Regions from separate parts of the Mus musculus genome. Here regions 1 and 2 are each linked to region 3. Evidence: chromatin loops called from intact Hi-C (ENCODE). Cell type or tissue: left cerebral cortex. All regions are shown on one strand.

Region 1 (8,000 bases), 750 kb after region 3:
TTCCGAGCCCTGATCCTCGGGGAGCTGGAGAAGGGGCAGAGTCAGTTCCAGGCACTTTGCTTTGTCACAAGGCTGCACCACAATGACATCATCCCCAGTGAGGCCATGGCCAAGCTCCGGCAGGTGAGTGCCCACCCCAGAGCCCCAACCCTGCAGTCACCCTGTCCTCATTCAGGCAGCCCCCTCCCCCACTCTTCCTCCCCGCCTTCTCTTAACATTCACTCACCATGGAAGGTCCGGATTCCCTGATTTTGCTCCCGATCAAACTGACTACAGAGCCCCAGATCTCTACTCTGTACCGCGGCCCAACTCTCAGGTCACCCCGAGCTACTAATCCAGGTCCCACTCTTTTCTGGGTGGAGATAGAGATGTAGACTGTGAATTGGGATTGAACATCACCTGTCCCCTGTCCCTCGTTAGTGACACTGGACAAATGGCCTTGCCTATAATGCCTTGGTCTCCACATTAAGGACATAGGTTAGAATCAGAACTCATCCGGGAAAGTGTATCGGGAAATACTGTTTGCGGCCGCCCTTTGGCCCACTGGCCTGCATAGGATCCCTCCCTGGAGTTCCGGTTTTCCATAGCTTATCTAAGCTGACCTGTGCTGCAGGCCTACCTTGTGACTTCTTTCCCCCCGAGGCTCCACCTTTTGTCCACCCTGCTCCGAAAGACCTCATCCCCTGGATTCAGAAAGCAGGCAACCCACACTGTCATGTACCCTACAACAGTTTGCCTAGCCTACCTACCCTGTCTCCCAGAACCACCTTGAACTTGCCAAAGAGCCCCAGAAATCCAAGAAGCAAAACAAGAATGGCTTTAACTGCCTCTAGGGTATGGGCTTCTCAGGTTGGGCTCCGTTCCCCTCCACGGCCTGAGGAAAAGGAAGGCAAAGTATGTGTTCCCACCTTGTGCCTACAGAAAAACCCCCGCGCAGTGCGGCAGGCTGAGGAAGTGAGGGGTCTGGAACAGTTACATATGGATATCGCTGTTAACTTCAGCCAGGGGGGCCTGCTGAGTCCCCATCTCCACAACGTATGTGCTGAGGCCACAGATGCCATCTACACCCGCCAGGAGGATGTCCAGTTCTGGACAGAGCGAGGTCAGCTGGGGACGGCCCTTGGTGGGTAGAAGGGGAAGCATGGGGTGGGGGAGGCCTTGCTGAGTGACTGGTGTATTCAAGAGAGAGCTACTGAGTCACTTCTGGGATGGGCCATGTGGACGCCCCAGTTGCTGTAGCTGGTAGTGGGTAGAGCTGAATGGCAAGAGTAAATGGGAGTGTGCAGTCATGAGGGACAGGCATTCTGGGGGGAGGGTGGAACCCCCAAGGTAGGCTGTGATATGTCAGAAAGGCTTCCTGGAGGAGGTGCTGTCTCTGCAGCTAGAATAAGAGGACACACAAAAGACAACCTGCTAGGTCCTGAGACTCTTTTTTTTTTTTTAAGAGTTATTATGTATATGAGTACACTGTAGCTATACAGATGGTTGTGAGCCACCATGTGGTTGCTGGGAATTGAACTCAGGACCTCTGCCCACTCGGGCCCTGCTCTCTCCAGCCCAAAGATTTATGTACTGTTATATGGAAATACACTGTAGTTGTCTTCAGACAGTACCAGAAAAGGTCGTTAGATCTCACTACAGATGATTGTAAGCCACCATGTGGTTGCTGGGATTTGAACTCAGGACCTTTGGAAGAGCAGTCAGTGCTCTTAACCGCTGAGCCATCTCACCAGCCTGGTCCTAAGACTCTTCACCATTCCAATTACTACATATACTGAGGACACACATGTTCCTGTAGATATGCCTACTGGGTACCTTTCAGAACTCAGCATCTGGCCATCCCTGGTGCCAGCATCTCTCCCAGAGCCCTCAGGGCGCAGGCTAGGAAGTCAGGTCAGGTTTGGGTCCTGAGTCCCCTTTCACTGTACAATCCCAACCACATCAGTAAACTCTCCACCAATTCTGATTCCCTGGTACACAGTAGATGAGGTTGGTGGGTGGATGAGGTTGACTGTGATTTAATGTAGCCCATCAGCCTAGCCTCAGGCCCGGGGCTCACCCATGTTCATCCCCAGGGCAGCCGTGAGAGGGGTGGCAGGAGAGAAGGCTATCCTGGGCTAAGGGACTCCTGCCTTCTTCATGCTTGCCTTTCCCCCCAGGTGTGGACAGTTCTGTTTTCGAGGCTCTGCCCAAGGCATTAGAACAGGCGGAATTACCTCGTTGTGGACGAGTTGGGGATCGAGGAAAGCCCTGTACTTGCCACTACAGTCTGAGCCTGGCCTGGTACCCATGCATGCTCAAGTATTGCCACAGTCGTGATCGGCCAGCGCCCTACAAGTGTGGCATCCGAAGCTGCAGGAAAAGCTACACCTTTGACTTCTATGTACCTCAGAAGCAACTGTGCCTCTGGGATGAGGACCCCTAACAACAGGAGACAGAGGACCAAGAACGGATACTTGGGCCTGCAAATTCTTCGCTGACCACCAGAGAGCGTGGCAACCCAATCAGGTCTTAGGTCTCTTCCTGAGCCGCTGGCCCTGAAGCCACAACCTCATCTGCATGACTGTGAAAGGGTGTCACCGCAACCTTGAGGCAGCCCTGATGCCCACCTGTGCCCATCTTGAGGCATTGGGGGGTGGGGGGGGGAGGCAGTTCTCCAGACGGATACCCTCCCCTCTTCCTTTCACCTGAAATGTCCCGCGAAGGTGGAATCAAAATGCACCGGCCTAGGCCTTTATGGAACTTGTTCCGGAGGCATGGCCCTGTAGCACACTATCTCACCAGCAAGGGAACCAGAGAGGGACAGCTGGGGACTCGTGCCCCAGCTCCTGTGTCTGGTTACAGTGCCTTCTCTCTACCCTGGGGGCAACGGGGAGTAGGGATGCTGCCTCCAAGACCACCGCGTGTGCCTTTCCTGAGACCCAATTTGGATACTTCAGCGGGCACCGATTCTTCCTGCCCCTGGACTGATGTACTTTGGTCAGGTTCTGGGGCAGGGAGGGAGCATGAAGTACAAGGAAAACTTGAATTCCAGATTTTTAATGCAAAATATTTATCATTTGTACCAGAAATAAAAGTCTTTTAAGTTTTCACTCACCCTATGGCGCCAGCTTAGGCTTTCGGAGAGAACTTTGTCCCGTGCTGCCACCTAGTGTCAGAAATGTGCCTTACATGGTTAGTGCCAGTCTGGGCAAAGCAACTTCTAAAGGTCCTATTGTGTGATCTGTGAGAGGCTCTGTGCTTAAGATGATGGAACAAGGGAGCTGGGAAGGACTCAGTAGTTAAGAGCACGTGCTGCTTTTTTACAGAGGACCCAAGTTCGATTCCTTACATCCGCTTCCAGTGTGGGGAGTGTCACGGACACCTGTAACATCAACATAATGGAGATCGGCCACCTTTTATGGCCTCCAAGTGCTCTAACACATATAATAAAATTAAATTAATTTAAAATTAAAAACTAGGGACTTCAGGATGGCTCAGTGATTAAGAACACTGGCTGCTCTTCCAGAGATCCCATGTTCCATGCTCAAGACCCACATGGTAAATCTGATGCCCTCTTCTGGCTTGCAAGAGACCTTGTACGTGGAGCTCATACATGCAAGCAAAACACCAGTGGAAACACAAGTAAGTTATATAAATGATGAGGCAAGGACCGAAGACATAGCTCATTTATAGCGAATTTGCTCAGGATGGGCAAGGCCATGGTCCTAATGTCCTGCACAACAAAACAAAAAAGAGAACAGAGAAGCCAGTGAATAACTGCCAAAACAAAGGCAAAAGCCATCTTAGAACCAGACATCCAGCATCCACATCTGGGCCCTCACCGGAAGTCATGGTGCTCACCGGTAGTTCCTGCACCCAGGAGGCAGAGGCAGAAGGTTCTATGCAGGGCCAGCCAAGCTGCATAGCAAATTGCAGGCTGGGATATTTGGAAAGGCTTCAAGGAAGAGGCCGAGTGTGGGCTGAGGCTCAAGAACAGTGAGTGTAGCAAGGTGAAGGCCACCTTTATGGGTAGCAAAGCCTCTGATTCCACAGAGCTCCTCAAAGGCCTTAGGGAAGGAAGCAGCAGAGTGCAGAACAGTTCCATCTATCCAATGCCTCCAGAAAAAGACTGCCTATAGGCCAGAGGGTCTGCTGAGACCGGGTTTGCAGAACCAAGGACCATGCAGCCTTCTCAGGTTCCTGAGCCTTTCTTCTAAGCGCATCTGTAAGGGCCTGCTGCAACCTGGTTGGCAGACAAGGAAGGAGGCCTGTCTGTCCTTTTTGTTTTCTCCCTCCTGCCTAGTGCATGTATCCGTCATGATCCCTAACATCTGCTCTGGGTGGAAGATGGGACCTTGGAGAAGGCACCCTCTCCTTCTGTGGAGTCCCTTCCTTCTTTCCCTCCCCCATTTGGCTTCCAAATGTCCAGAAGAAACACGTTTCAAAATGCATGTTTTGCCAAACATAGTCCTAGGCTAGGGCTACAAAATGAGAATTTACTGTAAATAATATAATAATAATAATAATAATGCTTCAAGCCAGGTGTGGTGGCACTTTGGGATGCAGGGGCAGGCTGATCAAGAGTTCAAGGCCAGCCTGAGCTACAAAGCAAGTTCAAGGCTAGCCAACGTGTGCTACTTGAGATCCTGTCTTAAAACAACAGGGGCTGGAGAGATTGGTCAGCCATTAAGAGTCCTTGCTGCTCTTCCAGCAGAGCGCCCATTTTGGGAGGCTCACAATTCCAGTTTCAGGGGATCCAATGCCCTCTTCTGGCCCCAAGGGTTCCCACATACACTGCAGAAAAATAAATAAAAATAAAAATCAATCTCTGGAAAGCATAACACAACAAACAAAACAGAAAAAGACGTCAGGAATGTTTTAAACTAGGGTTTTAAGCGAGGCATGGTGGCACGTGCCTTTAATCATGGTTCGTGAGAGGCAGAAGGAGAAGGATCAGGACTTCAAGGCTAGCTTGGGCTACATAGCAAGTCTGAGGCCAACCTGGGCTCTGTGAGACTCTGACTCAACAAACAATAAAAAAAAGTTCCAGTTGGGTGTGGTGACACACATCTATAATCTCAGTATTCAGGAGGTTAAGGCAGGGGGATTGCTGAGAGTTCCAGGTCAGCCATAGCAAGACTGTCTCAAAAACAAACAATAAGTAAAATGAATGTTTCAAGACCTGGAGTGTTTTTCTCAACTTCCTGGCTGGAGAGCTCCAAGCTTGCCTGCTCCCTACACTGATGGAGCTCCGAAGGCTGTCTGTCCAGGCTTCTCTGCCTAGGGCCCCTTGCTGGGCATCAGAGGTGGGGTAAAATGTAAAGCTCCCTTAGAGTTGGGGGTTGACCTTACCTGATTCTGATATTCCAGGGTCTGAGTCACAGACCACAATGGTGAATTCCACCCAGCCTTATCCCTGCCTCTGCCACGGTGCCCCGAGCTCCACCACAGCAGTCAGTGGGATGAGTGGTGCCAAGTCATCACCGTAACTCAGAGCCCTTTAGGTAGCTACAGGTGGTCAGCGATGGCAGGTCAGCTCTGGCAGAGAAGGCTTTGCTTACTGTCTGCCTTAGTCACTGTTGTATTGCTGTGAAGAGACACCATGACCACAGCAACTCTTATACTAAAGAAGGCATTTAATTGGGGACTTGCTTAGAGTTTCATGATCATCATGGCAGGAAGCAGAAAGGCATGGTGCTTGAGCCAGAGCTGAGAGCTTTATACATCCTGATCCGCAGGCTGCAGGCAGAGGGAGACACTGGCTCTAGTGTGTCAAAGCCCACCTTCAGCAACACGCCTCCTCCAATGAGGCCACACTTCCTAATCCTTCCAACAGTCAGCCAACTGGAAACCAAGAAATCAAATATATGAGCCTATGGGGGTCAACTTTATTCAAACCACCACACTGTCTTAGAGGTCGGGTGAAAGCCCCTTCGAGAGGCCATTTTATCAGTAGTCATTCCTCTGTGACACTTCAAGGTTTACAAAGTACCTTTCTAACCAGGTGTGGAGGCTCAGGCCTATGGTCATAACCCTTCAAGACCCAGTCCAAATAATTGAGAGTTTGAAGCTAGCCTAATCTACATAGCAAGATATAGTCTTATAAAACAAAACATTAACGAAGGTGTCTCCGTGTCAAATATTCCACTGGATCTTTGTGGGGATCAGGTAACATTTTATAGAGTTACAACTCTCATGTAAAATTGAGTGGCCTGCTGCAGTGGTTTGAATGGGAATGGCTCCCACAGATTCATTTGCTTGAATGTTTACTCATAGGGAGTGGCACTATTAGAAGGTATGGCCTTGTTGGAGGAAGTACATCACTCTGTAGGTAGGCTTTGAGGTCTTATATGTTTAAGCTACACCCAGTATTGCATGAAGTCTCCATCTGCTGCCTGTGGATCAAGATATAGAACTCTCGGCTCCTTCTCCAGCACCATGTCTGCCTGCTTGCCGCCATGCTTCCTGCCATGATGATTATGGCTGTTTGAATATGCTTGGCCCATAGAAAGTGGCACTATTAGAAAGTGTGGCCTTGTTAGAGTAAGTGTGGCCTTATTGGAAGAAGTGTGTCACTATGGGGATAGGCTTTGAGGTCCTATGCTCAAGTCTCCTCCTGGCTATCTGTGGAAAATAGTTCTCTCCTGGCTGAGATGTAGAACTCTCAGCTCCTTCTCCAGGACCATGTCTGCTGCACGCTGACTGCCATGCTTCCTGCCATGATGATAATGGACTGAACCTCTGAAACTGTAAGTCAGCCCCAATTAAATGTTGTCCTCAATAAGAGTTGCCTTGGAGCCGGGTGTGGTGGCTCACGCCTTTAATCCCAGCACTTGGGAGGCAGAGGCAGGTAGATTTCTGAGTTTAAGGCTAGCCTGGTCTACAAAGTGAGTTCCAGGACGCCAGGGCTATACAGAGAAACCCTGTCTCAAAAAACAAAAAACAAAAAACAACAACAAAAAAAAAAACCAACAACAACAAAAAGAGTTGCCTTGGTCATGATGTCTCTTTACAGCAATAAATGCCAAATGAAGACAGAAGTTGGTAGTTGGTAGCAGGAGTGGGATATTGCTGTGATAGGCCTGACCAGATTTTTGTTTGGAGAAATGTGGATTTGGAAAGCAGTGGAATGCTTTGAATGGAGCTCGATGGGCCATCCTAATAGGAATATGGAAGACATTGGTGCTGAGAGTGTGTGAACTGTGGTAACCTGGCTCAAGAGGTTTCAAAGGAGAGGACTTTTAATATGTTGCCTGGATATAACTTTTATGATGTTTTATTGAAGAATTTGGCTGCTTTTTGCCCTTTTCTTGGGAAGCTGCCTGGGGCTAAGGTAAAGATATTCAGATTGGTTGCACTGATGAGGGAAATATCAAAAAACCTAGTATAGACTCTGCCCTATGGTTCACTTTTTTTTTTTAACACTTAAGCAGGCTTTGATGAAAGCCATACATGAGATTACTCCTGCATCTTCTCAATCATTTCTTCCTTATATTTGCCCTTCTCCTTTCCTACCTGTCAGGACGTGGCTTTCCTCTCCAGGATCTTCTTATGGCCCGTGTCCAGCTTTAGCCTGGTGATGCCCACCTTGCTGGGGTAGATGCCCACATGGACAGTTATGCCATTAGCTTTCTCTCACTGACTTGTTCAATATAGATGACATATTTCTTCCTGTACACTTGGACCACTTTGCCAATCTGCTGGCCTTTGTAGTGTCCTCGAACAACCTGAACTTCATCATCCTTTTGAATGGGCATAGACGGAACATTATACTTCTCTCTCAGTTCTTTGGAAAGAGGGGAGGACATGATCTTCCTCCAAATGTGGGAAGGTGCATTGAAATGCCGTTTGCTGGTCTTGCTTCGGTCAGAAGTCATAAAGGGATTGAATTTCATTTTGGTGGCTTCGATCCAGCAATGGCCTCAAAAGGAAAGAGTCTGTGGTTCACTCTCATGAAGAGCATTTTGATCAAGTGAAGCAATCTTAGAAAGGAAAAAATGCAAAATGTATGGTTCAAG
Region 2 (8,000 bases), 52 kb after region 3:
AGATAAGTGGAATATTAAGAAAAACACGATTTATAAAAACGAAAACAGATATCTGAAATGGAAAAAAAAAAAAAAACTCGTTAAATAAATTATTCTGTCCCTGCTGCTGCTAGCACAACCACACGGGGGCGCTCCAATAGTTCTCACGGCCAGTGATGCCCACCACCACCCCGACCCTTCCCTGGGTGACTACATTCTTTTTCTCCATTTCTCAGTATTCTGAGAATACTTCTTTTCTATTTGGTCCCCAATTGCAAGCTGAACTTCGCGTGGTAGTGACCTGTTCTCTGGAGACCTCTGTCAGCTGGTGTCTCCCGTGCTTTCTGGAGATCTCTGTTGACAAGTGTTTCCCGAGCCCCTCTGTGACCTCTGATGGGAGCCATTGATCCTCTTCCACCCTATCATCAACCCTGCTTCATTCGCCGTCCTCCCACAATCGCCCGGGTCTTCTGCAAGGGCAGCAATGCTGAGCCATGTCTCCAGCTCTGACTTTCTCCTTTTTATTCTGTCTGGAACCCAAGCGGATTGGTGTTGTCCACATTCGGGGTGGATCACCCCTCTTTAGTTAAGTCTTTTTGGAAACACCCCCACGGGCACAACGAGGTGATTCTAAATCTAATCTAAATTTAAACGGAGATTAACCATCACAAAGCTCTCATGATGGTGGGCAAGATCTGGCCTCTTCCTCATGGAGCCCCAGATCTAGTCAGGTTTACACAGGGCAAAAATTTGTTGCCTGTGTGGAGAAAGTCCACAGGGAGAAGGAAAACTCCGTTGGAGGCCATCGAAGATTCCATGGGAAAGGCAGAGTTTCTGCTGAGGTTTGAGGATAGCTCAGGTCTGGGCTGTGGGGATGTCAGAGACAGGCATTCTGAACAGAACTACTTCTTCTCGAATTCTCTGGCTTCATTTCTTGTTGTCACTCCTGCTTTCCCCACAAACCCTCCCTTTCCCACAGAGCCCTTGTCTGCCAGCACCAACATTGCCACGGAGCTAGCTCGCCCCAACTAGGTCCCAAGTGGGTCACATACCACCTCATCGTCTCCCTCTTCTCTCCATTGGTTCTTTTAGTGTGATAGTGGCCAAGGTCTACTAACCTTTGGAGATGCCCTGGGGGCCTGGTGGACAGAAGTGAATCAGCAAGGCTGGGATGGAGGCTAGAAGTGGTGGCTTGGATAGATAAGGGCAAGTTAATGATGTTGACAAAGCCTGTGGAGAAAGAACTGGGAGCACACCCAAAGTGGGGACCTTGAACAAGATGGGGTTCCCAGAAACAGATTTGGGGCAGCATGCACCCCCTCCTCGCCTCTTACCTTCCTGGGCCTGTTCCTCCTCTGGGAAATCTTCATGTGTCTACCTGGTGTTTCTTCCCAGTCTCAGGACAAGGGGGATCCCGGAGATGGTTGCCATGGAGTCAAGGTGAGCTCTTGGTCCCTCAGGTATTCCCACTGGAATCTTCTAGCCCAAGTTGGGTGGTCCAGCCTGGAGCTCTGGCAATGCAGAGAACCCAGCTGGAGATACCTCAGGAGAAGGCACACAGCAGGTGTCCGTGAGTCCTAACTGGGCACCTAACGGAGCTGGGTCTGATTTCGCCTCCACTGTCTTGAAGGTTGAGTTAAGTCATTTAACCTCCAACTCCCATTTCCTTGACTCATTAGTGAGATCCAGGCAACCTCCAGTGAGCATGCTTAGCTTGGAGGGGCAGCAGGGGCTGAAGTGACAGACTTTCTGAGAGGATAAAGGCTGCTGCCCTGGAACCCCCATCCTGGTCCCTCTGTAGGCTCCGTCAGCTGCTTACACACCATCCTCCCAGCTCGCTGACCCTTGTTCTGAATCTTGTCTGACAGCCCCCAGAGGGGCCCATTGTGTCTTTAATTGCAAGTCTCTTGCTCCACAAAGCCATCAGCACCTAATGTCCCGTGTCATTGCTGGTTCTCTGTCTGCAGACACCTCACTCCTTGGCGCTGCTCAGCCACCCAGGGCAGCTCCATCTGGTCAGGAATTGCCACAATAAGTGGCAAGATAAGACCTTCAGGGATGTGAGGGTAGCAACTGGTTTAACAATAAATTGATAGCAGAGAGTTAAGGACCCTGTGATTTTACCACAGGTTCTTTCTACCACTTTGGACCTTCCCCAAGCCTCCATGGTCTCTCTCATCTCAAGCTCAGAGCCTTCCGGTTAATGTGTTCCCTGCAGAGGAGTAGAGAACACATACGCAGCTGAATCCCTGCTGACTTGGCTCTGAGACTTCATTTTTGAGGTAGGACCCAGTGACAAGTTAAGGTTCGGACGGTGAACTTGGAGACAGACTAGGACCAAGAGAGGTGTGTACCGTCTGACACCCTGGCCTTGGGGCCAGCACTCTTTATGTCCCTATCTAGTACTGCAGTTCCTAACCTGTGGGTCATGAGCCCTTTGGGGGTTGAACAACCCTTCCCCAGGGGTCATATTCACATTATGATGCACAACAGTAGCATAATTATAGTTATGAGGTAGTGACGAAAATAACTTTATGGTTGGGAGTCACGACAGCATGAGGACCTTATGAAAGGGTTGCAGCCTCAGGAAGGTTGAGAACCACTGAGATAGTGGGACCCCCCCTGGCTTCTATTCCTGTTCTCTATACATAAAAGCATCCATTTTCCTTAGGAGGTCGCAGGGAGCTTGGCTTGTTGCCAGTGGCTTTGGCTGCTCAATGGGAGATGCCGCAAAAATAGGCTTCGTGAGTTCAAAATGACAGATTTTGTTCAGTGGAGCCCTGGGCCAGGATGAGGGACGGTAACTTAAAGACAGGCTCTGGGGAATATTCACACATCTGTAATCTAGCTCCTTCTAACCTCCCTGCCTCATTCTTGTCACCTTCACTCCTGGGCTGCAGGGCTTGGGTCTTCTACCTTGAGCCCAGGAGAGACATAAACCGTGTTCTCGCTTCCTCTCTGCGCTGCTGAGATTTGCGGCATCTCCGCAGAGGGTTTCCATAAATACTGAGGGAGAACAAAAGGGAGGGTAATTACCGCAATACAAACAGCATGCAAATTGTCTGTTACACTCTCTGAGTGCGGTCTCCGAGCCTCACCCAACAACCCTGGAGCCAGGAGGCCTGCCTGCCTGCCTGCCTGCCTCTCACCTGGACAAGGCTCAGCCAAGACTGTGTCCAGGGCTGTGTTAAGGGTGAAAGCACCACCTCTTAGTTCTAGCTTTCCGTTTGAAGGGTGTGTCTCAGCCACAGTTGGCCATCTGCACCATGGTGTCTGACACACCTCCGTGTGTCACATAACATGCCACTTGGGTGCAGCCTGATATTTTACCTCCTCTCTAGCACCTGTTGTCAGGTAACACACCCATGTCCACCGCCAGGGCCTTGTCCCTGCATGCCCCGTGTGTCTTCACTGCTGTGATGGACGTTGGTGGAGTGATTCTGTGACTTTCCTTGGCCTCTAACTGACCTGTTCATAGGGTGTCAGGCTCACAGCAGCCATTTGTTCAAGGGGACTCAACCTCTCCCCTCTGAGGTTGATTGGACTAGGATTGGCAGCTGAGCCAAGGCTAATCACAATCCAGTCTTAGGTCACACGCACACACGTGGCCATGTGGACTGTCATGGTTGACCCCAGGATGAATCAAGACTGGGTTCATGGAGCAGTAGAAAAAGGGACACTCACTGAGCTGCGTGCCAGCCCTCCCACAGAGGTTCCAGGAGACATTCCTATGTTTTTAAAAAGAAAGATGCCCCCCCTTTTTTTTTGCTGAAATGGTAGTTTGAGTGGGTCTGTTTCACCACTCTAGTTTCAATAGTGTGGCCAGGACAAACAAGATAGGACCGTTAGGGTCCCAAGAAGACCAAACTGGACACTTGCTCAGAATTTGCATGAGCAGCTGAAATCGAGGAGAGAACCAAGGTGTGGCACATTTAATTCTCCTCTGTAAGACAGTCTGAGGTGGAGCGCCCCCCTCTGGACATGCCCCCGGGGGGGGGTGCTCAGGAGCACAGAGGAAAAGGCCCTTTTTCAGAATAGTGTTCATCCTGCCCTTATCAGTCACTACATCAGGAAACCAACTAGCTCAAGACCATGGTGTGTGCAGGGCTCTGGTGTGGGTGTGGGTCTTTGAGTCTCTCTCTCTCTCTCTCTCTCTCTCTCTCTCTCTCTCTCTCTCTCTCTCTCTCTCTCTCTCTCTCTCTCTCTCTCGTGTTTACCTACTTTCCTGGTCAGACCGAGACATCCCGAGACCTGGCATCCTCTCCTGTCCCTTCTTTTTCCTTCTAGTTCCTTCCACATACCTGGAGCAGGGCTGAGCCCAGAGGAACCACTCCCTGACCGGTGCCCAAAACTCATGACCATCCTCCTGAAATCAGATGGGAGAGTCCAGAGCTGCACTCTTCACACCCATCCATTTCCTTGCTCCTGCACTTTCGCAGAGGAGTAGTAGGTGGGTACCACTCCTGGGTCAGTGTTTACATACTCAGTGCAGTGGCTCCTTCTCTCCCTCTCCCACTCCTGGAACAGGCCAGGAACCTGGTTCTCCCTCCCCTCGTTGCAGTTTGTAGCCCGGGCCCCCTCGCCTCTCTGTTCCGAGACTGGCTCGTCTCCCCCAGGCAGCTGGAGCAGGGCGCCTTCGATTTCTCTATTCAGTCTGAGGCATAGCAATTTTCTGCTCTCCCGTAATTAGGGGAATTTTAAGCAAACTCCCCAGCGGATGATTACAGCAGGTTCAATCCCGGCTCCTTTGATCAGCGAAGAATGAGGACGTTGTTGGAATATTCCTCGACCTGCTGGCCAGATAAACTGGAGCGCACGGCTGGCTCTCGGGCGCCCCCTGGAGGACTCCGAGCTTTTGTCCCGGGTGGCACCAGCGTGTCCCTGAGCAAGGGCCCAAATGAGTTTAACTTCATATGGCTTCCCGGATGTGTTTTTTCTGGCTTTGGGCCAAGATCTGGGCTCAGAACCAAGGCTAGAGGTGGCAGCTTGGGTTTTTTGTGAAAGGCTGTGCAGGCAGCACGCTGCGCCCAGTGCAGCCTTTGTGAATGGGTCCACTCTTGCAGGAAGCCTCTCTCAGCTTGAATAACTCCAGTTTTCTGGCCCGGCAGTAAAAAGATTCTCTTCCCGGTTAAGTGGGTTCCCTGAGCTTGTTGGGCCTGGGAAAGACAGTGTGGAATAACAGGAAAAGCCGGGTCTTTAACTGTCTCCTGACTGCGTGACGTTGTGTTAATAGATGAACCTCTCTGAACTTCAAAATCCACACAATAGGATTATCTTGAGAATTACATGGATAATGGAGCAGAATCCCGCCTGGCTTCTGGTAGTGCTCAGTAACTACCACTCTGGGTTTCCCTTCTCTGCTACTTATTAATATTTGCTCTTTAAGCACGGATGCCCTCCAGAGTCAGCCCCATTCCCCTCTATTTGTCACCAGACCTGTGTCCCCACACAAAGTTTTGTCCAAGAGTAGATGGAGTACATTAAGAGGCTACTAACGTCTCCAGCGTTGCTGAGTGGTGGCCTTGGTTTTTCCATAGGTTAATTAGGCCATTTTTTAGGATAATTGTGGCTGTATATCCCTACACTAATTAAGTGGCTTTAAACCATCTTCACTCCGCAGTTCTGTGAATCATAATTAAGCTTTTCTACAAAGTGCCTCCACCATCCCCAGATCCTTCTCCTAGCTGGTCCTGGCTGCTCCCAGGCTCGGGAGAGACAGTTCTGGAATCATGGGCTCGGAAAAGACTTATTTTCCCGGGATTGTGTCAGGATGCTTCCCGATGAATATTGGATGAGGCGTTTGTTGTTTTCTTTGTTTTCACAAGGAGAGGGAGAGAATTACGGCTGGATGTGGCTGGATGCTGGTTTACCCTCCTCTCCTCCCGTTCTGCTGGGTAGATTTGAATGGATTCCCAGGGGATGCAGGAAGGGAGGGAGCGAGCAAGGTAACGCGTGCACGCTCTGGCATATGGGTGCTTGTGCCAGTCTATTGTGAACGCAAGGCCGTGCGTGCTGTCGCTGTTGCTCACGGGGGACCATGTCTAACATCAGCCAGCACGGCTCACCCTCACCCGCAAATACACAGACACCTGTTTAAGGGGCTGGATCTGACTCCTTATTCTTGATGTAATGGATTTCTTGCTCCCATCTCCTTCCCTGTAGTAGTGGGGAGGAAGGACAAAGCCTCATGAATGGGAGCAGGTGCTCTACCAGCAAGCCACACCCACACCCTCTGACAGCTTAGCTTTTATATGTTTATGTGTGTGCAGATGCACATGTGTGTGTGCACACATGAGTGTGCACACATGTGTGCCTGAAGACTACCTAGGCTATTATGCCTCAGTCGTCTCTTCTAGGTTTCTTGAATCCACCACATTTAGCGAGGCTGGCTGATCAGTAAGCCTCAGGGATCCATCTGCCTCGATCTCCCTAGGGCTGGGAGCAAAAACATTTACTCCAGTGACTGGCTTTTAAAATGTGGACTTGAGGGGCTAGGGGGATTTGAACTTGCATCCTCAGGCTTGCAAGTCAAGCAGTTTACCCTCTGTCTATCGTCCCAGCCCCACAGCTTTGTTCTTCATAGAATTTGTAAGTTAGTTCCTCATAGGACAGTCAATCAGCCCTTCTAGCAACATCAGGACCAGTTGGAGTCAAGGGAGCAGAATTGAAGTCTTCAGAGCATCCGATTTAGGAACTTGGACCTGCGGCTGGCTGGCTTCCTGAGCCTCACCTTCCTCATAACCAAGGATGCCATTTGGCTGCTGAGAGCATTAGTGGAGGCAGAAGGTTTGGAACAAGTGATGTCATGTGTGGAAGTGGCACATTCTATACTGTTCTTTCAGTCGTGTCATCTGTGGAAAGAGCCACACCCTTTCAGTGTCTTCTACATATGGGCTCACTCTTGGGCTCACTGTATTATGTATGCATAAATGAGACCTGAAGGTGGGGTGTCATAACCTAGGTTCCCCTCATCAGTGTCACCGGGCTCAGGGTACGTGTTCTCCTTAATGAGGGACCACAAGGTCCCTGCCACCTCCTCTAGCACAGAAGCTTGGAGAGGCCACAGTGGACAGGGGAAGGCAGACATGTTGGACCCCAGGATTGGAACTTTTGAATCTCTGATCTTATTGGTGCCTCTCTTTGACCTCCTGGACATACCCTGTTCCCCTCCTCCTTCCTCCTTCTTCCTTCCTCCCTCCACACTGTCCTTCCTGCCTCTTCACTTTCCCAGGGAGTAGCCATCAGGCAGCAAAGGAAAAGGGGGACATATCCATTCTGTGCTCTTGCTGTGCAGAGATGGCCTCAGGCATTTTGAGTGCGACACTAATCAAATAAGGACAGGTGACAATACACCAGCATCCGCGAAGCTGGGAAAGACACTCGCTGTCCTCGGCAACAGGACAGGAATTGGGGGAGTGGAAGGAGGCAGCATTTATTTAACCTGGCTGTCACACGCAGCCCCCGGCTCCTTTGACAAGTGAACATGCTGTGAAGGTACAGATAAGCCCCACTGGAGAATTGACAGCAGCGCAGGGGGCCAGCAAGCCTCTCTCACTGCCGGGCCTGTGGTTTACAGCTCTATTAAAACAGAAGGAGCAGGGCTGGAGAGATGGTTCAGTGGGTAAGCTAAAGCGAGCATGAGGACCTAAGATTGAAACTTCAACATGCAGATAAAAGCTGAGTGTGGTGCCATGTGAGGGAGGAAGGAGGAGACACAAGGATCTCTGGGGCTCCCTGAGCGGTCTCGCTGATACAGTGAGCTTCAGGTTTAGAAAGAGACCCTGCCTCAAAAACATAAAGTGGAGAAGTGATTAAGGAAAGAGTCTGACACCTGACACTTGGACATCTACCCTCAACATGTGCAGCAGAGGAAGGGAAAGAGGCAAAGGAGCATCCATCCCTGTGACCTGTAAGCACAGGGGAGTGAACTATGTGGCCCCTGGTGTCAGGAGAAAGACATCTGGGCCAGCAAGAAATGGACAGCCAGGAGAGACACCTAACTTCATTTAGACAGAAACAGG
Region 3 (8,000 bases):
AATGCTTGTATGACAGGCACTTTATTGACCAAACCATCTCTCCAGTTCAGTTTCTTTTCTTTTAAAAGGGATTTGTGTGTGTGTGTGTGTGTGTATGTGTGTGTGTGTGTCTGTCTGTCAGTCATGTGGGTGTCTGTCTGCCTTAAGAGGTCAGAAGGCACCAGATGAAGCTAGAGTTATAGGCTGTTGTGAGCTACTCCGCGTGGGTGTCAGGAACTGAACTCAGGTCCTTTGGGAGAGCAGCAAGCGCTCTCAGTACTAAGCAATCTCTTCAGTTTTAGTGTTTTCCTTTCTTGACACAGATGTCCATGTGTGCACTTGTATGTTCAGGGGGCAGGTGGTATGTGTGTATAGAGCACAGCTCCTGCGACTAGGCTCTTTACCTAATCAAGGGATTTGGGGCAACTTGGTGCGAGGCCCTTAGCCCTCCTTCACAGGGCCACAGGGCCACCTTCCCTTTTGCTGCTTGACTCTTTTGTCTTTGTTCTTTCCTGAAGGCCTTGTTTTCTACCTCAGCTGAGAACTTTACTTCCTGTCTCACTGAGAATATAGAAGCACTAGGAGGGAATGCCCACAGTTTCCTCACCACACCCGTCCCATCTTCAACAGTGTCCACGTCCTCTGCTGTCGGGGTCTCTTGACCTTCACAGATCTGCAGAGAGATGATCTTTGGGAAGCCAAAAGACAGTTAACTTGATTAAGGACGACTCAGTAGCTGGTGTTAGCTCAAACTTTAGGAGTGTGGTGGTTTGAATAGAGATAGCCCCATAGAATCATGTGTTTGGATGCTTGGCTCATAGGGAGTGGCACTATTAGGAAGGGTGGCCTCATTGTTGGAGATGTGGACATCTTAGACATCAAGTTTGTCACTGTGGAGGCTTTGAGGTCTTAAATGCTCAAGCTTCACCCAGTGTGAAAAAAATCCAGTCTCCTTCTAACTGCCTGAAGATCAAGATGTAGAACTCTCGGCTCCTCCAGCAGCAAGTCTACCTGCACACTGCCATGCTTTCTACCATGATGATAATGAACTAAACCTCTGAAACTGTAAGCCAGCCCCAGTGAAATGTTTTCCCTTATAAGAGTTACCATGGTCATTGTGTTTCTTCACAGCAATGAATCCCTAACTAAGACAAGGAGTCTGACCCGAGTGTTTTATTTTAAGCACAGCACAGTTTGATGACAGTTACTGTGGTGATTAACTCAATTCTGCAAGCACAACAATGTATACATGAATCTCCCCGAGGACAAAGTAGGCTAAATACAGATCAGACATACTACAGTGAAGCACGTTGTAAAGTCCATAAAGATAGTGTGGTGGTTTGAATAAAAATGGTCCCTCCCCCAAAGCCCTTAGGGAGTGGCTCTATTAGGAGGTGTACCTTGTTGGAGTAGATGTGGTTTTGTTGGAGGAAGTGTGTCACTAGGGGGCTGAACTTTGAGGTCTCAGAAGCTCAGGTTAGTTGACTTCTTGCTGCCTGTGGAACCAGATGTAGAACTCTCAGTTCCCTCTTCAGCACCATGCCTGCCTGCACACTGCCAGGCTTCCCACCATGATGATAATGATAACCTCTGAAACTGTAAGCCATTCTCAATGAAAGGTTCTCTTTCTATGAGTTGCTGTGGTCATGGTGTCTCTTCACAGCAATAAACCCTTGCTAAGACAGATAGATTCTATAGATTGAGGAAAAACAAGCTCACACTAAGGGTCTGGGGGAGGGTTCAGTGCTGGAAGAGCCTCTAGCCACACAGATAGAGCAAAGGTCACCAGGCTAGTAAGCATGTCTGCTCTAGCCTCCTGGGAGGATAACAGATATGGCATTTCTTCCCATGAAGGAACAACTCCGTGTGCTTAACAGTCCAGGTTCCCCAGAGCTTATCTGTGAGCACAGAGACCTCTGTGCCCCCTATATTCTGCCTCCTTCCTGGGCTGAGGCTGCCCCTCCATTCCAACCAAAGCCTGTAAAAAATTATGTAATATTAAGATATAGCATATGCCGGGCAGTGGTGGCACAAGCCTTTAATCCCAGCACTTGGGAGGCAGAGGCAGGCAGATTTCTGAGCTTGAGGCCAGTCTGGTCTACAAAGTGAGTTCCAGGACAGTTCCAGGGCTACACAGAGAAACCCTGTCTCGTCTCAAAAAAAAAAAAAAAAAAAAAAAGATATAGCATACTCCATAAAGTTTGCATTTGAAAGTCTACATTCGGTAGTGTGAAGCATAGTCACTGAGTTACGCAACCCTCAGCGCTCTCTAATTCCTGAATATTTTTCTCCTATGAAATCCTGAACCCATGAGTAACCACCCCACCTCCAGCCCTGGCCACCATCCCTGTGCTGACTGTGGAGACGTCTAGTACTTTAGATTCAGGTCCTCTCAACACTTCTTATCACTGGACTCACAACCTGTGGTCCGTTGTGACTGGCTTCTTTCTCTTAGGCTCTTGTCCCCATTGTAACTTGAAGCAGTTGTACCTTATTCCTTTTTATGGCTTACTAACATTCCCCTGTATGGATATACCACATTTCGTTTACTGGTGATGGACATTTGGATTGTTTTCATTACTAACCCAGTCCCGTGTGTAACACGGCAACTTCAGAAACGCATTTTTGAAAAAAGAGAAAAGAAGCAACCACAGATGAGGAGATAGGAGGCCCCAGTCTCCAAGGACAGGGTTCGGGGAATGGTGAGCAGAGGTGTTATCTCTAGTTAAGTAAAATCAGAAAGCCAAGAGCAGGTGGCGTCTGGAGCACAGAGCAAGCGGTTGATTCTTTGTTTCAGTGTTGGCAACAATGTGTGCTTTCATCTTTTGAGCCTCTATCTGGGAGTGACTACAGAGCCGTGGGATAAACCCTATGGTTAGCGTTCTGAGGGATTATCTTTTTCTTCCCCAAAGTGACTGCTTTTTTCACACTCCCTCCAACATTTCAAGAGGGCTCTGTGTCCCTGTGCTTGTGGGCACTTGTTTATTTCTTGCATTTATAGTTGGGACTACTCGGGTGACCCTGTCCCAGTGGCCCTGGCCATCTCTTAACAAGGATCAGTGGCTCCCTTCTCCTTCCTGACTTGGGGTCTGGTCTGGCTTCTCACCACTGTCTGGCCTCTCCTTCCCTGTTTCTCTAATGTTCTGACCTTGAGATGTCACAGGGCCCTGGTGTCCAGACCATCATCCCTCAGGCCTCGGGTCCTTTTAGTGCCAGGATTTAAATATCGCCCAAGTGCTGTAGTTCAACTCTAGGCAGGCACTCTAGCCTGCTTCCAGGTTCTGCTACCCACAGACATCTGACAATCAGCTCTGATCCCACAAATCCTAAATGGGGGTCCCCATTGATCTCCCTGAGCCCGTCAGTCTCAAGCCCTAATCTAGGCTTAGAGTTCTATCTGGTACATCAATCTGGTGATTACAAGATGCATGAGGGTCCTTAGGATCCCTCACCTGCGAGGAGCAGGGATGTCGAAGAAGAAAGGTCTCCAAGGGTTGGCAATGAGCATAGCTAGACTTAACCCGAGGATTCCATCTGCCCCCTCTCCCTGCACCTGTCCCCATCCCAGAAGGAAGGACAGAGATGTGACCGAAGGCTAGGGAGGCTGGCTAGGCTGCTATGGGATTCATAAAGATTCCTGATATCTCACTATCACCGGGATCCGGAGCATTACAAAGCAACAGTAATGGTAGATAATGTTAGTCCAATCAGGAAAGAAACAGGCAGAAGCTTGGCCCAAGAGGCACATATACTGTCACATGCCCAGTCTGTTTCAGTGTAGTACAGCATACTCTCTCTGTAGCTTTGACTGCAAAGTCATTTCTGAGTCCCAGAAAGCCCTTTGCCTCGACACCTGCCTGGGATCCTGATCAGAAGTTGCTTTGGTTTGCTAACCGGTCTCCCTGCATCCCTTCTTGACCTTGACTTATAGGCTGCTCTCAAATAGAACGATATAGCACTTTAAGAAGGCAAGCTCTTAAAGATCAATGGTATGACCTAGTGGTAGCCCCCTATATAGTTTGTCCAAGTTCCTGAGTCCTGTCTCTACCAGTGCTGGGATAAAAAGACTAGACAACGCTGTTTTTCTCCGCTGAGCCAAGCAATAAAGTCCCAGGCGTTTGAAGTCATCTTTCAGGTTCTGCCATACCCAGCCCCTCCCAATTAGATTCCCAGACCTTCCAGGTGGAACTCATTCCTACTTCAGTTTGGTGTGAGCCAGCTCAGAAACCAGCATGGCTCTTTCCTCACCTCCTGGACACTCCTCAGCGTCCCTGGCTTGGTGAGGCCATGTCTGACCTCTTGAATAAGATCACAGTATCCCAGGTGTTGTTTCCTGTCTGCTGTATATTCCTCCTTAGCGCATAAGACTCCTGCACCCTTTCATGTGTATATTACATGTCAGATCCACTCTTTAACACTCTCTCCCTTCCAACTGTAACCTCCACCAAGGCCTGGCTTGTGGTCTTTCAGTTTATTCCTGTGTACCCAGCCTTCAAATGCTACCTGCCATGCAGAGACATTGGATGAATGCCCACGTCCAGTTGTAATGCTATTCCCTAAATGGCCAGCAGGTGGCATGATAACCACAACGATACTGGACTCCTGGCTCCCAGATACTTTTTTTGCAGAAGTTCACCTCTGTTATTCTTAGTTCAGAGGTAACACTCTTGGATGGGCATGTGACAGTATATGTGCCTCTTGGGCCAAGCTTCTGCCTGTTTCTTTCCTGATTGGACTCAGATTATCTACCATTACCGCTGGTTTGTGGAGAGCCACCAATATCTTGCCTATCACTAGGCTCGGGATCCCAGTGATAGTGAGATATCAGGCAGCTTCTGATAGCCGAGCCCAAGGAATCTTTATGAATCCCATAGCAGCCTAGCCAGCCTCCCTAGCCTTCGGTCACATCTCTGTCCTTCCTTCTGGGATGGGGACAGGTGCAGGGAGAGGGGGCAGATGGAATCCTCGGGTTAAGTCTAGCTATGCTCATTGCCAACCCTTGGAGACCTTTCTTCTTCGACATCCCTGCTCCTCAGCAGGTGAGGGATCCTAAGGACCCTTATGCATCTTGTAATCACCAGATTGATGTACCAGATAGAACTCTAAGCCTAGATTAGGGCTTGTTCCCAGCTTTGTTGATTGCCAGCTGCATGACCTTGGTTAAGTGAGCACCTGGGTTTTGCCATCTGGCTGCTGGGAGAGACTTGCCTGTCCAGAAGGTTGTAATGAAGGTGAGATAGTCTCGGGGAACATACAGAGTGGGTACCTGCTGGAAGGGCTAACTCTTGTTATAGAGACGGGAGGTATGAGGGCTACCAGTCCTTCATAGTCACTTAAGCAGACATGAATGCAGCGCTTCCGCCTTGTGCTCACGGCTGTGCACAGCTTTGGGAGAACTGGAGGGACCAAAGTGACCTTGTTCCTGCATTCACGGAGTCATGAATGGATGGACGAGATGGGCTCAAACCCACAGGAAGTAAAGTTAAATAGCAAACAGGAGACAGAGTACAGAAGATGTCAGCAGACTGCTCATGATGAATACCTGCTGATCGGGAGAGATGGGAAAGGCCGTGAGCTGGCCATAGAGGCTGAGGTGTGGGAACAGGGTAGCCGTGGTACTGGTAGCCTAGCCAGGGTAGACATGGTAGAGGTCGTGGCTGTGGTTCTGGAGGGAACCAGCCTGGGCTGGTGCAGGCTGCATGGCCCCATCTCCAGCAGCACCCAAGTATGATCTTGGGCTGAATTCTAGGAGCTGCTCTTGATTATGGTCAATGCTACCAGCTTGGGGGTGGGTCGGGGAAGAGACCATCTGGAGGTGTCCTGTCGCTTGTGTGGGGCTGTAGCTGGCATCAGCTGTGGCCACCTGGCATCTGACCCAATCCTCTCCCAGAGAACAGTTTGTGTGTGGACAGAGGGGTGAACAGGATGGCACACTGAGCAACGGGTCCCCATGTCACACTGGGGATGGCTGGTGGGAGGAGCTGTACTGTCAGCTTGGGCATTGACCCCAGGAGCCCATTAGGACAACACAGAGCCTGGGGCTGATCCAGCGGGATCCTGTGGATGGAAGGCATGATGAGGACTGTCACCACCCTGTCCTAATGTCACCTTTGGGAAATGTAAAACTGCCAAGAGCTTGTGAAAGCTGCCACAGCCAGTGGATGACAGATGCACACTAGGTTGTGAGCTCTGTGTCCTGCTGAGCCTGCCGTCACCATGTCCAGGAATGTTGTGCCTTGCACTACTCGGCCAGCATTTCCATATTGTCCTACAGCAGAGGCAGTCAAGGACCTGAGGCTGTCATGGGATGAGGGGCAGGGAGGGCCCCATGGCTCCTGCTTTACCCTTTCCCTTTGCAGAACTAAAGCTTGAACCACATCAAAGGTATGCCCAGGGTGGCCAGCTTTGCACGTTAGTCCTGAGTCTGCCACCTGTCCCCATTCATCTTGGCTCTCAGAGACTCCCGAGGGAGGGCTTGAGGTGGCAGGAGAGGATATTGGAGGATAGTGCTCAGAACGGCAATGCCATTTTCTGAAACAGTTGACCTCTGTGACCTTCCTCTGCCACAGAAGCTGCCATCCTGGGTGCCAGATTCTGGTCCTAGAGACCTGGCTAGTTCTGCCCCTCTCCCTGTCTGCCTGTGCTCAGTGATGCTACCCTGCCTAGCTGTCTGCCTAGAACAGAGAGCCTTGGCTGGTCCCTTGGGTCCTGGGTACTGGGACAGCCTGTCTACTCCACTGTGCCCATCCCCCACAGCACAGAGCAAGGCTCACTCAGATTAATTAATCTGCTGCCCAGCCCGCTCCTCCAGCTTATCTTTTATTCATGGACAAGCGGCGTTCTTCGCTTTACTAGGACGGGCATCAATATTTCATCTCGCTTAGCCCTGCCAGCTCCTGGCTTCTCTCCACCCCCACTCTGCTTCCCACTGGCTTTAGGACCTGGAGGGCTGGGTATGCTGGCCAGCCTAGAGTCATCAGATGCCAGGCTGCCTTCTTGGGCCCCTGACCTGTTCTCCACACAATCCCTGGCAGAGCAGGGCCCCGCCTGGAGACCTTCCTTCGTAAGTAAACTAGAGAGGCGTGGGGGATGGGGCTACAGGGCACAGGGGATGGGATGCGATGTCTTGAGGGATGCTGGAGCACTTCTGGGCCAGGTGTGGCTGACACAAGCATGTCTTTGCCAGGTTGCTAGGATTCAAGATGAGGGCTTATTTTTTGTATGTTTGTTTGTTTGTTTGTTTGTTTGTTTTAAGTGCCCAGTGCTAGTCCTGGCATGATGTAAGAGACCCTTTAGGCCAGAAATCTTACTAATTTCCCTGACTCCTGTGCCTAAGTGGGAAGAATGAGATGCGAGCATGGACTGACCCAGGAGCACCTGGACCATCGATCTCATCTCATTAGCTCCTAGACCCTCAGCCTTGCCCGTGGGTGCTCAGAACTCTAGGGGCTGAACTTTTACATTTGCTGGGGCTCAGAGCTGCCCACAGGGACCTTCTGGAAGGGAACAAATTACAATATGCAAAATCAAGTGTGGTATATCTGAGTGAGTGGCTATCTAAGTATTGGGGTACGGATGCATGTGAGGGAAAGAATGGGATTTTACTGGGGTTGTGGTGTCCCTAGCTTTCAGCTGGTGCTCCACAAAGTTGTAAAACATGGTGCTCTAGATGGGTTGAATCAGTGGGGTGGGCAGTCCCAGGTGCCACTGGTGTGAAGTGTGAGTGTGAGTATGTACAGTACGGGTGCATGAGTGTGCACAGTCTTCAAGAATGTGTGAGTGTTATAACCTTTCGAGGGCACTGGGGACACTGAGGAGCCTGGTGTCATTGTGGTACTTTCTTGGAGGTTCTGCTAGGATCCCTCCCCCTTGACTCACATGGAAGCAGTAATGCCCAAGTGACAGGCTTGGGTTCTCACTGTCTGTGTGCTGGACCTGTAGCTAGTGTGTGTGTGTGTTTGTGTGTGTGTTTGTGATTGCGAGGGCATATGTGTGAGTGCATGTATGTGTAAGTGCATATG

Evidence for each region. Peaks named below come from ENCODE experiments on the same cell type or tissue, not always from the same donor. Only the 100,000 strongest peaks of a DNase experiment are listed, where the experiment ranks them.
Region 1: a loop joins it to region 3, with 4 times the contacts of the local background. A loop is called at or near these places in 2 of 42 quality-filtered maps.
Region 2: it touches region 3 in a loop (4-fold over the local background); 17 of 42 quality-filtered maps call a loop at or near these places.

Annotation. Positions count from the first base shown.
Region 1 is chr9:43,216,999-43,224,998 of GRCm38, reverse strand. It overlaps Oaf (out at first homolog), which reads left to right. Exons shown (of 4, transcript NM_178644.3): 2 at 1-123; 3 at 922-1,102; 4 at 2,160-3,721. The coding sequence ends at 2,425. It also overlaps the pseudogene Rpl26-ps6. Among named protein-coding and RNA genes, the nearest start is that of Pou2f3, 15 kb to the right of the region's middle. In left cerebral cortex, a CTCF peak has its summit at 3,156 (motif pointing left); a DNase peak (open chromatin) is centred at 3,156.
Region 2 is chr9:43,917,119-43,925,118 of GRCm38, reverse strand. No RefSeq gene overlaps it. Among named protein-coding and RNA genes, the nearest start is that of Gm23326, 15 kb to the right of the region's middle. In left cerebral cortex, CTCF peaks have their summits at 124 (motif pointing right) and 4,818 (motif pointing left); DNase peaks (open chromatin) are centred at 95 and 4,837.
Region 3 is chr9:43,969,042-43,977,041 of GRCm38, reverse strand. Gm30373 (a long non-coding RNA gene) reads left to right here and starts at 2,872. Exons shown (of 2, transcript XR_003948148.1): 1 at 2,872-7,042. In left cerebral cortex, a CTCF peak has its summit at 4,546 (motif pointing right); DNase peaks (open chromatin) are centred at 4,541 and 6,822.